Linked DNA regions of Homo sapiens: region 1 is linked to region 2. A link is a contact called in ENCODE Hi-C or POLR2A ChIA-PET data. All regions are on one chromosome and are shown on one strand. Each heading gives the region's core, a stretch centred on a gene start or an enhancer-like site at or near the end of the contact. The rest is flanking DNA. Distances are from core to core; before and after follow the strand shown. Region 1 has its middle 19 kb from the start of LINC03080. Region 2 overlaps LRRC28 (leucine rich repeat containing 28).

What was found. Hi-C counts contacts between places; a loop is a spot of excess contacts on that map. ChIA-PET counts read pairs that join two places held with the same protein, here RNA polymerase II (POLR2A). Pooled maps may share reads with other maps.
Region 1: a pooled map shows a loop between it and region 2 (2.0-fold over the local background). The contact joins two enhancer-like sites. A Hi-C loop is called at or near these places in 5 of 50 pooled maps. POLR2A ChIA-PET finds 5 or more read pairs at or near these places in 2 of 52 experiments (HEK293 and OCI-LY7).

What each region holds. Positions count from the first base shown.
Region 1 is chr15:99,450,991-99,457,912 of GRCh38, forward strand. No RefSeq gene overlaps it. Among named protein-coding and RNA genes, the nearest start is that of LINC03080, 19 kb to the left of the region's middle. RefSeq lists an enhancer at 1,938-2,247. Within about 2 kb of position 4,106, at least 30 of the 41 ENCODE cell types and tissues checked have a DNase peak (open chromatin) inside an H3K27ac peak, as active enhancers do.
Region 2 is chr15:99,384,846-99,391,979 of GRCh38, forward strand. It overlaps LRRC28 (leucine rich repeat containing 28), which reads left to right. Exons shown (of 10, transcript NM_144598.5): 10 at 1,185-5,884. The coding sequence ends at 1,257. Among named protein-coding and RNA genes, the nearest start is that of LINC02244, 14 kb to the right of the region's middle. Within about 2 kb of position 1,251, at least 10 of the 41 ENCODE cell types and tissues checked have a DNase peak (open chromatin) inside an H3K27ac peak, as active enhancers do.

The sequences.
Region 1 (6,922 bases), core at 2,856-5,355, 69 kb after region 2:
AAGCCCCGTCTCTCTGGCTTCGTTCCAACCACCGCCTCTCCGCAGTGAGGTCAGCTACTCACAGGAAGGATAAGCCACGCTTAGAACAAAGCTCCCACCCACTGGAAGACAATGACCAGACCCCCGCCCCTTGAGCCTTCTGTCTAAGAGCAGAGCTCCAAACCCTTATTTTCGGCACTAGAGCAGCCCTTTCCTGGTTGCATAATCACAAGCCTCAGCCTCAGCTTCCCGCTCCTTCCCCCTAAGCTAGAGGATGTGCAAAAGGAACGCTGACACCTGTGTCTGTGGAAAGGTTATGACTTCCCTGTGACGAGCCAGAAAGCTCAGAGCCCGACTTGCAGGAGCCTGTGCACCCAGAGACTTGCCATTATAAAACCAAGAATGAAACTGTGCATTGGGAGGAGAGGACGTTGGAGTCCTCCTTCAGAAGGCCGGTTCTGTCTCATGAACCCCGTTTGAACCTCTTGGCTGTGAAGGTGAAGGCAGGGTCTTGGGACAACCTCCAGGTCACCCCAGGAGGAGGCCCCAGCAGTGGGGCTCTGATCACTGTGGCAACCCAAATTCCCTGCTCAGAGGTTCTAGACACTCTCTGCCCTCCTTGCCCCTAAATAAGTGGAATTGAGTCATGCCCACGGTCCTCTCCCATCCAGCACCCCTATGAAGCTGGTGGCCACCATGCAGAGCCCAGAGAGGGACATCTCACCCTCAGTGTCCTGAAAATCATGTAGTAACACAATGCCTTGGAGCACATACCTGCTGAGTGGAGTGGCAGTGTCCCTTGGCCACCCGGTCCCTTCTCATGCACCTCACAGCCTCACAGAGGGGCTGCTCCCAGCCCCCTCCCGACCTGCCTCCAGCAACCCACCTCCCCCTTTCCTCCTCCTCTCTCCTTCTGCCCAGGGAAGCAGTGACCCATCTCCCCTCTGTCCATCCTTCACATGCTCCCTCCATTTCTGCTTTCAAAAGAGGGAGAAAACATTTTGATTATGAAGCATTTCCAGGGCTGTTTAGGTTTGCCATTGCTAGGTCTTTTGTTTGCCTTTCCTCCTAGCCTCCACCTGGGTTGAGGCAACATTATTATCTCCTCTGTACAGGTGAAGAAATGCTAATTGAGAAAGGCCACGAGACGGCCAAGTTCAGACACCCATGCGGCCTGGAGCAGGGCAGAGGCCCTGCCACCTAATCGCAGGGCCTGGCGGTGTGCGGGACACAGAGACATCGGACCCTCGTTCCAGAGCCAGTGACTGCTGGAGGGAGACACGAGCGCCCCGTGGTAGCAACAGAATTGAAGAGGGTGAGAGTGCAAATCCTACCTGGTCAGAGGCAAATCCTACCTAGGTCTGAATTGAGGGATGATGAGGAAGAAGGGAGGTGGGCAATGGTTGAGTCAGGGCTTCATCCTCTGTACTTCTACCAGCCTTTTAACCCTTCAGTTGTTCTCACAATCGTATCCTCACTTGATTCCTAGAAGCACCACGGGTAGTCGGGAATGTCAGGGGAACCATGGCTCTTGGGCACAGAGACGCATCCCAGGTCACACTGCTTGGCTGTGATGACTTCAGTGAGCTCTTTCTAGCCAGGGGATATGTTATAGGCTTTGTGAGTCCAGTGTCGAGAAGCAGGAGGCCCTGTTCTGCCCGGTGGCCATCTGGGAGTGGGGTCACTGTGACCCTGCTGTGTGTGGCCAAGGTGGCAAGGAGCATCGAGTCCACTGAGACCAGACAGGAGCCCACTCCGCTCCTGCCCCGCCTCCACCTCCCACCTCACCACCTGGTTTTTGTTCCAGGCAGCCACATTTCTCAGCTTTCCCCCAAGCTGAGACCTGGAGGGGATCCAGTTTGACCAGTGAGTTGCACGTGGCAGGGTGCCGGGACGCCTGGGGAAGTGTGGTGTTCCAGACACAGCCACCGCCCTGTCTCCTCGCTGCTTCCTGCCTGAATGCAGAAGCGGAGTCCGGCTGGGGGTGGCCATCTGGCGACTCTGAGGACAGAGTCTATGCTTGGGATGGCAGAGCCGGATGCTCAAAGGAGCCTGGATCCCCAGCACTTCCTCATGTGGCTCCACCAGCCCTGCCTGCTTCTGGACTTGCTCTATAAGAAAACGAAACTCCTGTCAGGTTCAGTGGCTGTGGTCGGCTGTGGTCAGGGGCAGCTGAACAGAACTTGAAGTCTCAAAGGTCATGAAGCCCATCAGAAAACAGGAGCTCCCTGGCGCCTGCAGCCTCTTGGTCTCAGATCCAGCTCCTGGGACCTCAGGGCCTGCCCCTTCTCCTGCCTTGCACCCCAAAGCCTGCCTGGGACCCACAGCCCCCTCCCTGCGGCTGCTGGGAGCTGCGAGTGGCACCCACGCACTCTGGGCCTGGTCTTTCGGCCACGACACTCGCCACCTCTGCTGGGCAGTCTCAGTAAGTATTACTCCTTCCACGCAGGCCAACTGTAGGTGGCCGGAGGACAGTCGAGCAGTTCCTTCTGTCTGTCCTGCCATCCACAGCGGCCAGTCTTGCCCAGATCCATGTGGTCTCAGGACTGTGCTGAGGGGTCCAGGGAGGCTGCTGTTTTCCCCAAGTTACGCACAAAGCAACCATAGGTGAAGGGGCTTGCTGGGGGCCTGTGGCTGGTGAGTGGTAGAGATGGAAGCAGAACCTCATTCAGATGTCCCTGTTCTGTGGCTCTCAAAGGGAAGATCCCTGAGCACACATCAGAATCACCCAGGACATTGCTCACGATGCACACTCCCCAGCCCCACTCCAGGCCTACCAAACTGGGATGTCTGGGGAAGATTCCCAGGAATCTGCATGGTTGGGCACCCCCCTCACAGCCCAGGCATGATTCTGGTGCACACCGAAGACCAAGCACCTCTCTTGAGCTGAGCTCTCTCCCCAGGCATGATTCCGGTGCACGCCGAAGACAAGCACCTCTCTTGAGCTGAGCTGTCTCCCCAGGCATGAGGGTCAGACCTGCAAGGTGTCAAGTGCAAGCCTCCATCTCATGGTTCGTGGTTCCAGGTGATGACCCTGAGCCCAGCACCCCAGAACACAGAAGCACTTTCAGCCTGCAAAACAGCCAAAAATCCTGATGCCCAGGCTAAAACCTAGACCAGAGAAATCTGAATCTGTAGGGGTGAGACCCAGGCACGGGCACTTTTAAAAGTTCCCCTAGTGATTCCAAGGCCAGAGCTGCCTGTCCCCAGGCTGCGTAGGGGAGAAAGATGCTTCTTCCTGGGGGAAGGTGGTGGGGTGAGGCTATTAAACACACAACTAGGCCCCACCCCAGAGTTTCCCATCCAGCAGGTCTTGGGAGGGCCCAAGAATTTGCACTTCTATCAAGTTCCCAGGTGGTGCTGGTGCTGCCGGACTGGGAGCCACACTCTGAGAACCCCTGGAGAAGGAAGCAGGAGTGGAGGAAGAACTGAGGGTGGTTACATGTGGTCCTTGTTAAGGGGCAGGTGACTTGCTCCACTGAGCAGGGCCCACCTGTCCTGTTTTCTTAGGTGCTATGGATTCTCCAAATGCACCTGCTGAGGATGGGAATGTGCCTCTCCTAACATCACTGAAGCCATATAGATAAAGAATTGTGACCTTCCATCCAGGGCCCCGGGGATGGCAGGGCAGAGTGTGCGCTGCACAAATCCGGAAGCCACCATTCACCTCCCCTGCACTGTGGCCCTCCCTGGCATTGCCAAGCCTAACACATTTCCCACTGAAAGCACAGCATGTGGCTGTGGAAAGTTTCCTGTGGCACCTCAGAAATTCTGCACCCACATTTGCTTTCATTTGTCTCCTTTCTGCCCCTCCTCATTTCTGTTGGAGCTCCATCCCCCTGGAGGGTTTAGGATGGGATGGATCTGGCTGGCTTGGTACGGGGGCCTCTGCCCTACCCAGGACCCACCAGAAGCGAGCCTCCATCCTGGAACCAGGCGCTCGGCCTGGCTGACCCAGCTAATCCGGGCATGGGCAGCTCAGCCAGGTCAGGAGCATATGGCCTCCCTCCTTTGCCACTTCGTGCTGCTGATTAGGCCTCCTCCACAAGGAGATAAACCTGCTGGAGGAATTTGTTTTCTCTGGCAGCCCACACTCTGTCCAACAGAACTGCAGGCTGACTCACTGGCGCTGGTTTCCTCTGAGCCCCCGCCCATGCACGGCCTGTCCGGGCTTCTCCCTTTCAGGAGGCACTTCCTGGCTTGACCTACGTGTCCTGGGAGTTTCTGTCTTGTGATTCGGGCCCAGCTGCCACCACATTCCTTCCGTGACACTTGGCTGGAGTGGGTGGGCAGCCGTGAGCGGGCTGGGGAATCTTATCAGAAGGTGTTCCGTCTGGGGCCTGAGCACAGAGAGAACTCGCCAGCCCAGGAGCTCGGCTGGCAGGAGTGGAGGGCCCCCAGGGGAGGCCCCTCTCCGCAGGGAGAGAGGGCAGGTGGGCAGGGCCCGTGGGGGAGAACACACCCAACCCACCAGTGGGGAGTGAGGCCTTGCCAGGTATGAAACCGTTGGGGAAAGAATGTCCAAACCAGCTGGTGCCTCCCTCATTTCTATCTCCAGACCAGCCCTCTCCCCTGAAATCTGGGGTCATAAATCCAACTGCCTCCCTGACAAGCCTGCACTCCTGATTTCTACCCCCAAAAGCTATGTACGCCTCCCAACATCTCAGCAACTCCATCGTTTCTTAGCTCAAGCCAAAAATCATGATGCTATCCTTGACTCCAAGCCTTCGGCACATTCTACTTGCCTTTTTTTTTTTTTTTTTTTTTTTTTTTTTGGTACACATGAGTTTGACTGGATGACTGACTGAAATGTCACCAGCAACTCTCCACAGGGCCAGATGGGCACTGTGAGAAGCCCTCCCTCCCTTTTACTTTCTCCCCCAGGGCAGAGAGAGGAATCTGCCCTTAGGCTTACTTCCCTGGGAGGAGAGCATCATCCTCCAACCTCTCCCACCAAAGTGAGGTCCCCATGAGGTCACTGATGGTCCTGAGTTGGGACTGAAGGCTGGCAATATTCTTCTCCAAGCCCTGCACTTGAGACAAAGCCTGGAAAAGCCCCTGGCTGGGCTAGCTCACAGGCTTCCTGAGAACTGCTACTCAGAGAGCTGTGCTCTAGCTGGGAGGATCACCTTCTTGCAGGTCATGCCCCATATTTTGCTTGGTCCTTGGATGAGAGGAGGGAGAAACAGAGGGGACGAGGCATGGACCAGATCCCTTGGCAGTAGCTAAACCTTGGGAGCTGCCACCAGCTGCAATTACTTGCTTCTGCCTTTAATTTCATGTTGAGAAGCCACGGGTGATGGAAAAAGAAATTGGTCCCCATGGGCAGAACGCTTTTTCGATATGCATTTATTAGCAAAGCTTCTGAAGGTGTCGTAAGCTGAACGTGAGGCAGCTGCCTCTAGAAGTGAGATTCACATGCAGGGTGGAAATGGTAGATGGGAGATCTGGAGGAGAGACACTTTGGAGAAAAAACTTCTGTTTGCAAGGGACCGTTATTTTAAAGTTCAGAACATTTTTGCAACTATCCCCCTACCCGCCCCCCGGCAACCTCCTGGCTTGTCCCTTATTTCAAATCTATTGTTGCTCTCTAAGGGCCCATCCGAGCTGATGTTCTTGCTGATGTTCTTCTTCGAATCAGTGAACCAAGGAATTTTAGTACAGGTGCACCTCGTTTCGCATAATTGATATGTGTCTGAAAAATGATGTGTTAATTAGCTTTGTTATAAATTAAATGCTGTTTTAAATGCAACAAGATGGTTTGCATTTTAAGATAATCTGATGGCAAATTCATTATTTTCAAAGGCTCTTATAGCCAGTTATACTCCGGTTCATGGCTCCTTCCCCAAGCAGCCTCAGAAACGTCGCTGGGATGGATTATGATTCATATCATCACAGACATCCACAAATAGAGAGAAACTCAGATATTTTCACCGTGGTTTCCAAATGCTTTCTCTTTTTTCAGCCATGGAACTAATGTTTCAAATGAAATCTGGCTCAGAGCTGAGTGAATGGGACAGGGGAGAGGGAGGCCTCTCCTGCTGAATTAGTGTGGAGAACCCAAATCCCCACCTGCCTGACACCCGTGTAGCTCCCTATGCTCCCTCATGAAGTCCCCAGCACCCACTGGAATGCCCAATTTGAAAAGCACTGCTCTCAAAGCGTCATAAGCATTTTCTCTTATCAGCAGTTCTACCTCTAAGACTCTAGATCCTCCCACTGGAGCACAGATGTTCGTCACAGCTTCATTTTTGACAGCAAGTATTATAGAGGAAAACAGTTTAGCTCCTGCCACTGCACCGTCAATGGAGAATACACGGAGAGCCCGGACTTAGGAATAACGAGGCATCCCTCCCTGTCTCCCACAGGGGTGGAATCAGTGGAGCCTAGTGGGGAGGTAGAATTGCCACTCTGGGCTAGTAGGAACAAGGATCTTCCCACCCCCGCCCCCCTCCCCAGGCATTAATAAAGGACAAGTAGAGAACATGAACTTCTACTTCCACCTGGCAGTAACAAGACAGCACAGTGTCTCCACTTTTGCTGCTGGAGCAATCTCAGAAGAAACCAACTGGAACAGAAGGTTTAAATAGAATCCAGAATTTCACAACATAATACCCCAAATGTCCAGGTTTCAGTCAAAAATCACTTGTCTTATTGAGAACCAGCAAAACCTCGATTTGAATGAAAAAGACAATCAATATATACCAATACTGAGATGATGAAATGTTAGAATATGATAAGCAAATATGATAAATATGCTTCAAAAAGCAATTACAAACACACCTGAAACAAGTGAAAAATAGAAAATCTAGGCAAAGAAATAGAAGATAAAAAGAAGAACCAAATGAGAAATTTAAAACTGAAAAATACAGTAACTGAAATTAAAAACTCAATGATGGGCTTAACAGTAGAATGGACTGAGAAAAGTATCCACAAACTCGAA
Region 2 (7,134 bases), core at 1-2,500:
TTGGGCCACTTCTCATAACACATACTGTATTCATCAGGGCTGGAAAACAAAATGCACATTTGGCTGAGACTTTGAAGAGAAATTAATGAAGAAGGACAATTGGCTGAAGTTTGGGCAGGGTGGAGAGCACCCAGAAGGATACTGAGGCACGCAGGGACTCACAGCAGTAGGAAGCCCTTACCATGCTTAATCCTTGGGCCTGAAGGGCAAAGGGAGCTCTCTCTGGAGCCTGGCGAGAACCAGAGGTAGCAAAGGGGGCCTGCCTGATAGGAGCTCCAGTCCCAGAGGTAGAGAGGGAGTGGGGTGGAAATACTCAACCTTCCTTCTTCCTGCCCTTCAGCCCCCTGCTGGTGCCTCCTGCTGGTGCCTCTCGCTGGCCTAACCAGAAGCTAGAGTTGAGGCAACTTTGCTGGTAAAGTCTACAGAGGTCCCCTTCCTGGGCCACAGGGAAAGGCGGACTGTGTTGGGGGTGAGGAAATAGAAAACAATCAGCACAGGGGGTCTTGTGGAAACAACAAGAGAGTCTTCTCCCTCTACCAGAGGATAGCACTTCTGGCAGGAAAACAAGGCATCTAATAGCTGGAGCTGTCCAGAGTGGGTCAGAGGCCCCCTGGGGCTCATGACTCACGCACAAAGGTGCCCAAACCTCTGATATGTGGGAAGACCTTTGAACTGTATTATTCAGATTCTGAAATGACCTCTACGAGCAACCTATGTGTATGCGTACATTTGTAGGATAAATTCCTTAAAATTATGTTGTTTAAGCTCTGTGGTATATATGTGTTCTGGCTAAATTGGAGACATTTTCTGTTACATGATTTTTATAATGGACTTCAATTCTGTGATTGCGTTGTTGGTTCTAGAAAGCAGAGTTCGAAACGTAATGTGGAAAAGGCATTTGTTTTTTTTTTTTTTCTTAGTTTCTACTTTAGGGATAATATATCTTCTGAACGCTGCTATTAAAATGAACATTCAAAAAATAAATAAATAAAATGAACATTCACATGTACATACTTCACCTGATTCCAGTGCTCAGTTTGAAAAGGAAATTTAAATTTCTATTATGCAGTTTGTTGACCATGGCTAATCCTCCATTTTAACAAAGAAAAAAGTTTCCAGCAGAAAGAATCAGAGACTTTAATCTTGAACTCACAGCGTTCTTCTCTCCCTTTTTCCCCTTCCAGGAAGACAACTGTTAGTTTTGTGGCTTACTGCTGCTCCACCCAGTGTCTGCAGACTTTTGACCTGCTGAGTTGATAAACACTCAAGAACCTCAGGAGCGCTGCCAGCTTGACACTGGGGAATCCAGCCAGTCCAGCACACTCTTCCATCCTGTCCTGTCCAATGCGGGGGCACTGCAGAACTCTCTAGAAATGTCATGATTGAGCTTCAGAGCTAAAATGCCTTCACCCTTCCCCCAAGTTGGAATATATCCTCCCCCAAATTAAGGACCCATTTGTCTTCTGTGTTTTTCCTTTTTATGTGAGTGTGTCTTTTACAGAAACCATTTAGATTGATGGGCCTCCCCAAATCTAATTTAAAGCAAGTTTCCGGTCCTTGGAGAACAGTGACTTGATCATCTAGCCAGATTCCCTTTTGAACACACATACCTTCAGTGATGCTTCCTCTCCTCTCCCCTCCCTTGCTTTCCCCAGAGAGTTATTTCCCTGAGACCATGTTCTCCACAGTGTCTCCAGTGGAAACTTGTCAGTTTTTGAGGAGTTTCAGCAAACCCCGTGGCCTCAATGGTCTTGAGTAGCAGGGTGGGGCGCCTGAGTTGGCAGCAAAGTGAGGCTCCCATGGAGGCTCAGTGAGGGTCCCAGAGCACACACCCTCTGGAAAGTTCCAGCCTTGTTTATACGTTCTACAGTGTAGCAACAGACTTTTGTGAGGGATTTTAAAAACAAAAATGTAGATTGTAATGAAATACACTTCCTGTTTTTTAAAAGTGTTTGCAGAAAAATGATTTTTGAAGTTTTTAAATTTCCTGATAAGATTTTTTTTATATGAGAAGAATTTGAGGAATATTTGAAGCTTTACAAGATCTGATTTTTTTCTTTCTCAATATAAAGTTTCCATACAATGAGAAAGGGGGAGAAAACACACATTGAAATAAGACCTCCGTGTTCTTTTTTGATGGGTTTATGATTCAGTTTATACTGACTTTGAAATATTTTTGTCACATGTGAAAGGCTTCAGCTACTTCCACTACTGGTTTTTTTTTGTTGTTGTTGAGACGGAGTCTCGCTCTGTCGCCCAGGCTGGAGTGCAGTGGCGGGATCTCGGCTCACTGCAAGCTCCGCCTCCCGGGTTCACGCCATTCTCCTGCCTCAGCCTCCCAAGTAGCTGGGACCACAGGCGCCCGCCACCACGCCCGGCTAATTTTTTGTATTTTTAGTAGAGACGGGGTTTCACCGTGTTAGCCGGGATGGTCTCGATCTCCTGACCTCGTGATCCGCACGCCTCGGCCTCCCAAAGTGCTGGGATTACAGGCGTGAGCCACCGCGCCCGGCCCACTACTGGTTTTTAACAGGATGATTCAAAGTACAGCCCGTGCACATTTACTTCGTCACCTGGTGCACCACACTGTCTTCATGTTGGCCCTCGTTTCTTGTATACTTAGCTTACTGCCCAGATGCAACTGAGAAAATACAGGAAAAGCAGGTCCAAATTCAGCCTTCGACTTCTGCAAAAGTCCATAAACAGAAAGTCTGTGAGCCTCCACCCTGCCAGAAAGAACTCTTCATGAAGAAGTCACGTATTTGCTCTTCCTTTCAAAGGATGGCATTTTAATGTTGCTTTGCTGCCAGATGTTCATCTGCTTGCTGTGAAGTGATTCTTTTTTTAAAATGTTTTTTAATGATGTAAGTTTTCTAAAAGGCAGGGCTGAATGGAGAACCAAGAATTTGCTTGGTAGAAAAATTATTTTTTTTTAATTTCAGACTTATCAAAAATTTGGTTGAGGGAATTTTTATTAGCTGCCCTGACTTTATAATGCTACGCTCTTAACAGTGCCAAAAATCCTACATAGTTACTGACAAATGTGTGATCTTTTTACAGTCACAACACCTGCTGCCCGGAAAGCACACCGTCCACGTAGAATGGAGAAGGCAGAAAGTTACCGTGTGTTCCCACTGTATCTGCACTGTTCTTACTTCCTCTTGTCCCTTTTCATATCTTGGTCTATTCAGCCTTAACATTTCAAAGGCTTATAGTAAAATAGGAACTGAAGATCTGTATCAAAATGTAACACTTTCATCCTTTGGAATAATTGAAGTTTAACATAACCTCTACATGTATATAAGTTAGCTGGTGAAAATGTGGCATGAAACTTCACAATTGTGCTTCAGGCCTAAGTGACTGCTACCTATGATTTAAGTGACAGTAAATGTCTTGCTACATTTTTCTATTTCATCCTCTACAATCATATGTCATGGAATGGAGCTATGAAATGTGCTAACTTGGTATTCAGGATTCTCATTGTGATAAGGTGATACATTAGTTTTACCTTGTTTGAAATTTTACAAAAATGCTTACAATCCAGGCATTCTTTCTCTACCTATTATGAACTACGGTGTGTTAAACAACAGCAGTGGGCTGGGCAGACAACCTTTGGGCAGTCTCAACCTTAATCCTTGGGTACAGCACCTGAACTTAATTGATGAGAAGTGGAACTTAAGTGGTTTCCCTGGTGCTGTTCATTATGGAAATTTTATGCTGGATTTATCGATGTCATTCTTAATCTTTTGATACTATAAAGGAGTCTTACCAACTGGAGAAAATTTGCCTACATGCTATATATTTGAATTGTGTCCAAAGCTTTGCAGAAAAGCAAATCTGAAGTTATTATATATGTTGTTTTCTTGAGCAACAGTTACACTAGGTAGAAAAGTATTCACACAATAATAGTAATGCAAAAAAAGTGAGCTACTTGGAAAGTATCATCTCTGTTCAGGTAAGTTTACTTCAGTGAACTCTTGTGTGGTTAGCGATAAGTTTTAAAGTCCAGGATAGCCTCATGAGCATAGGCCTTCCTATGAAGTAGTGCAAAGGGGGCCGATTTTAGTGGATTACCCTATCAGTGTTCTTCAGTATGTCCAATTGTTATCATACCAAAAACCTTAATTACATAACATTGTGTGGATGAAATGCTGCATCTTCAGTTAATACATGTTTTGAGCACATTCTTAAAATACATAATAATTAAATGATCCCTATTCAAAAGAACCCTGGCTTGGGTGGAGGATCCACTCTGGCTAACGGATAAGAGTGATGAACTTCTTTGTTACCTGACCCTTCTCTTCTGGAAAAGTGAGGTGTACATTAAACATCTTTTGGTCACCGTGCCTCACTAAGACCTTTCACATTCCAGCTTGTCCGACTAGTGTAATGTACCTCTCACTTCTGTTTTACGTTGAGCATTACGAATTAAAATCTTTACAGTCTAGGGGGAAAAAAAGGCTTCAATACCAGTTGGCTTATGAGGCTCTGCATATAATTTTCTCTAAAATATGTAACTATTTTGTAGTCTGTGGGGACTTTCAAAGCCAATTTTTAAAATTAGTAGTAGTAAAGGTTTTTCCCTTTCCTGAATGAAAAATCAGAAATTCTAATCTTTGCTATAAAGTACTTAAACACAATACATTGCCTCAGCATAAATAAAAACATTTTTATTAAGATGATTTATGAACATGGATTTCTAACTGGACCAACACTAATGTTGCAACCTGATAAAATTTGAGATGTAAATTCATTTCACAGACTCATAAACACACTCTCTTTAAGACTCTTCTTTAAATGGATCCTTACATTACCCTGCCTGTTTTATTATGCCTTCATTTTTGTGGTTTTCATTCACTCCTGCTTGCTTCTATTGAGGTTCTCCTACATTTCCCAGAAACTCAGTGAATATCTTGCCTTTTCTTCAAACAAAGGGGGTTTTTATAAAGTTTGTATTTTTGAAACTAGCTCTATGTCTATCTAAAAATCAAGTCTCGGCAGTGGCTCATGCCTATAATCCCAGCACTTTGGGAGGCCGAGGAGGGCAGATCATCTGAGGTCAGGAGTTTGAGACCAGCCTGGCCAGCATGGTGAAACCCCATCTCTACTAAAAATACAAAAAATTAGCCAGGCGTGGTGGCGCGCACCTGCAGTCCCAGCTACTCGGGAGGCTGAGGCAGGAGAATTGCTTGAACCCGGCAGGAAGAGGTTGCATTGAGCTGAGATCACGCCATTACACTCCAGCCTGGGCAACAGAGCGAGACTCCGTCTCAAAAAAAAATCATTCAAGTTTCACTGTGCCTACAGTGAGGAGCTACCTCCTTGTGTCATCAGCTAATAGATCTGAAAGTGATGCCGGTGTCTCTAGGAAAGGAATTGATCATAGCCAAGTGACTGACATTCTCTCGGTCAGGAAAAGAGCTTGCTTCACAGCCTTTGAAGTATGACTGTATGTGTGGTCCCCTTGTACTTTGGAGACAGAAGGTACTGGCAGCGAGTGTGGTGGATGGGCAGAAGGTGTAGCATTCGGAGATTATTTCTGTATGTAATTAAGAGACTTTCAAGGGTTAGCCAGACTTTTTTCCACTCAAGTGTGGATTATCTTTGCTACCTGTGTTAAAGAATATCAGGTTTTGTTTCTTATTGTGATTTTTGAGTCTAAATGATCCAAGATTTTTAAAATAGATACATAATGAAATCCAGGCCTCTGAAAAATTATGGCAACATTCATTTGGAGTGTGGCTAAAAACTCATACTTTATCCAATTTGGTTGCCTCTCTCAGTTACTGCAGTTTATAGAATAATTGAGCTTGAACCATGTGAATGCTCAGAATGTCAATGGTGGAGTATTTATTCAAGAGAAATGGCTGAATCTCGATACGAACAACGAGTTTTGTGGTGTTTTAACTTGCCCTATTCCTATCTCCCCCTTCCGTCTCTGTTGTATCCTTGAAAACCAACAGTATACAATGAAGGTGAAAAGTAGCAGCCTGGAAGCCACTAGAGGGGGCAGAATGGGGTTAGAACTCCTTCAAAGCCTCATTCCCAGAGAATTGTCATTATTTGACCTGGCAGGCAGGTCCCTGGAAGACCTCATTTGCAAGACTGTCTTTATTTTACCGGATTGGAGCTTGCCAGGTGTGAAAAGCCTTTTTCCCAGGGACATTAGTCAAGAGAGACTCAGAGGCAATTGGTTAATTTTGTGGTTGCCTCAAGTGGTGGCTAAGCTTTGGAGCAGACAATAGGCTAACCAAAAACGTAAAAGGAAAAGCTTGGGAATGAGATGTCCATAGGGACCTTGAAAAGCTCTGGTATTCTTGGGAATTCAGATGGTCATGTGTATGTGTAGAGCTTTGCATATGCCAAGGGTTATACTCCTGCTCAGGAAAGACTTAAGAACATCTTGAGCTGTCACCATCGGTTGACCCTGACACACAAGCAGAAAGTGAGGCCAAAGGCAGCTTCCTTCCTGTCGTCTTCCTGGCTCAGTGTTGAAGGGGTGCTCCAACATGCACCCAGAGCCCTTAGCACAGACTTGGAGATGTAGCACAGTAAGAAAACTCCCTTAGTGGCATTTAGGGAAATTTCTGTCCAATCATTAGCTGACCACTAAACAACCCTAGCAGAGACTTCAGTATCCACGCACTATAAAGAATATAGACTTTACTGAATTAGTTCAGAATAGTCACTAAACAAGCCAAAAACCCAGCAAGTACATCAAACCCTTAGCAAGGAAATAAAAAGCTAGGTATGATTTCCAGAGTTGCCACATTGTTCTTTGAAATGTCCAGTTTTCCACAGAAAAATTATGAGACACATAAAGAAGAAAGTATGTTCCATACATGGGAGGAATAAAAAATAGACACCTGAGGAAGTCTAGACATTGGATTTTTAGATGAAGACTTTAAATTGGCTATTTTAAATAGGTTCAGAGAACTAAAGAAAAATAATGTGTAAAGAACTAAAAGTATGAAAATGTCTCACTAAATAGAAAATGAAAAATTATTTTTAAAAGAACCAAATATAAATCATGAAGTTGAAAATACAATAACTGAAATGAAAAATTCATGAGAGGAACTCTATCTAGTCTGAGAAACAGAAAAAAGAATAAAGAAAAATGAATAGAGCCTCAGA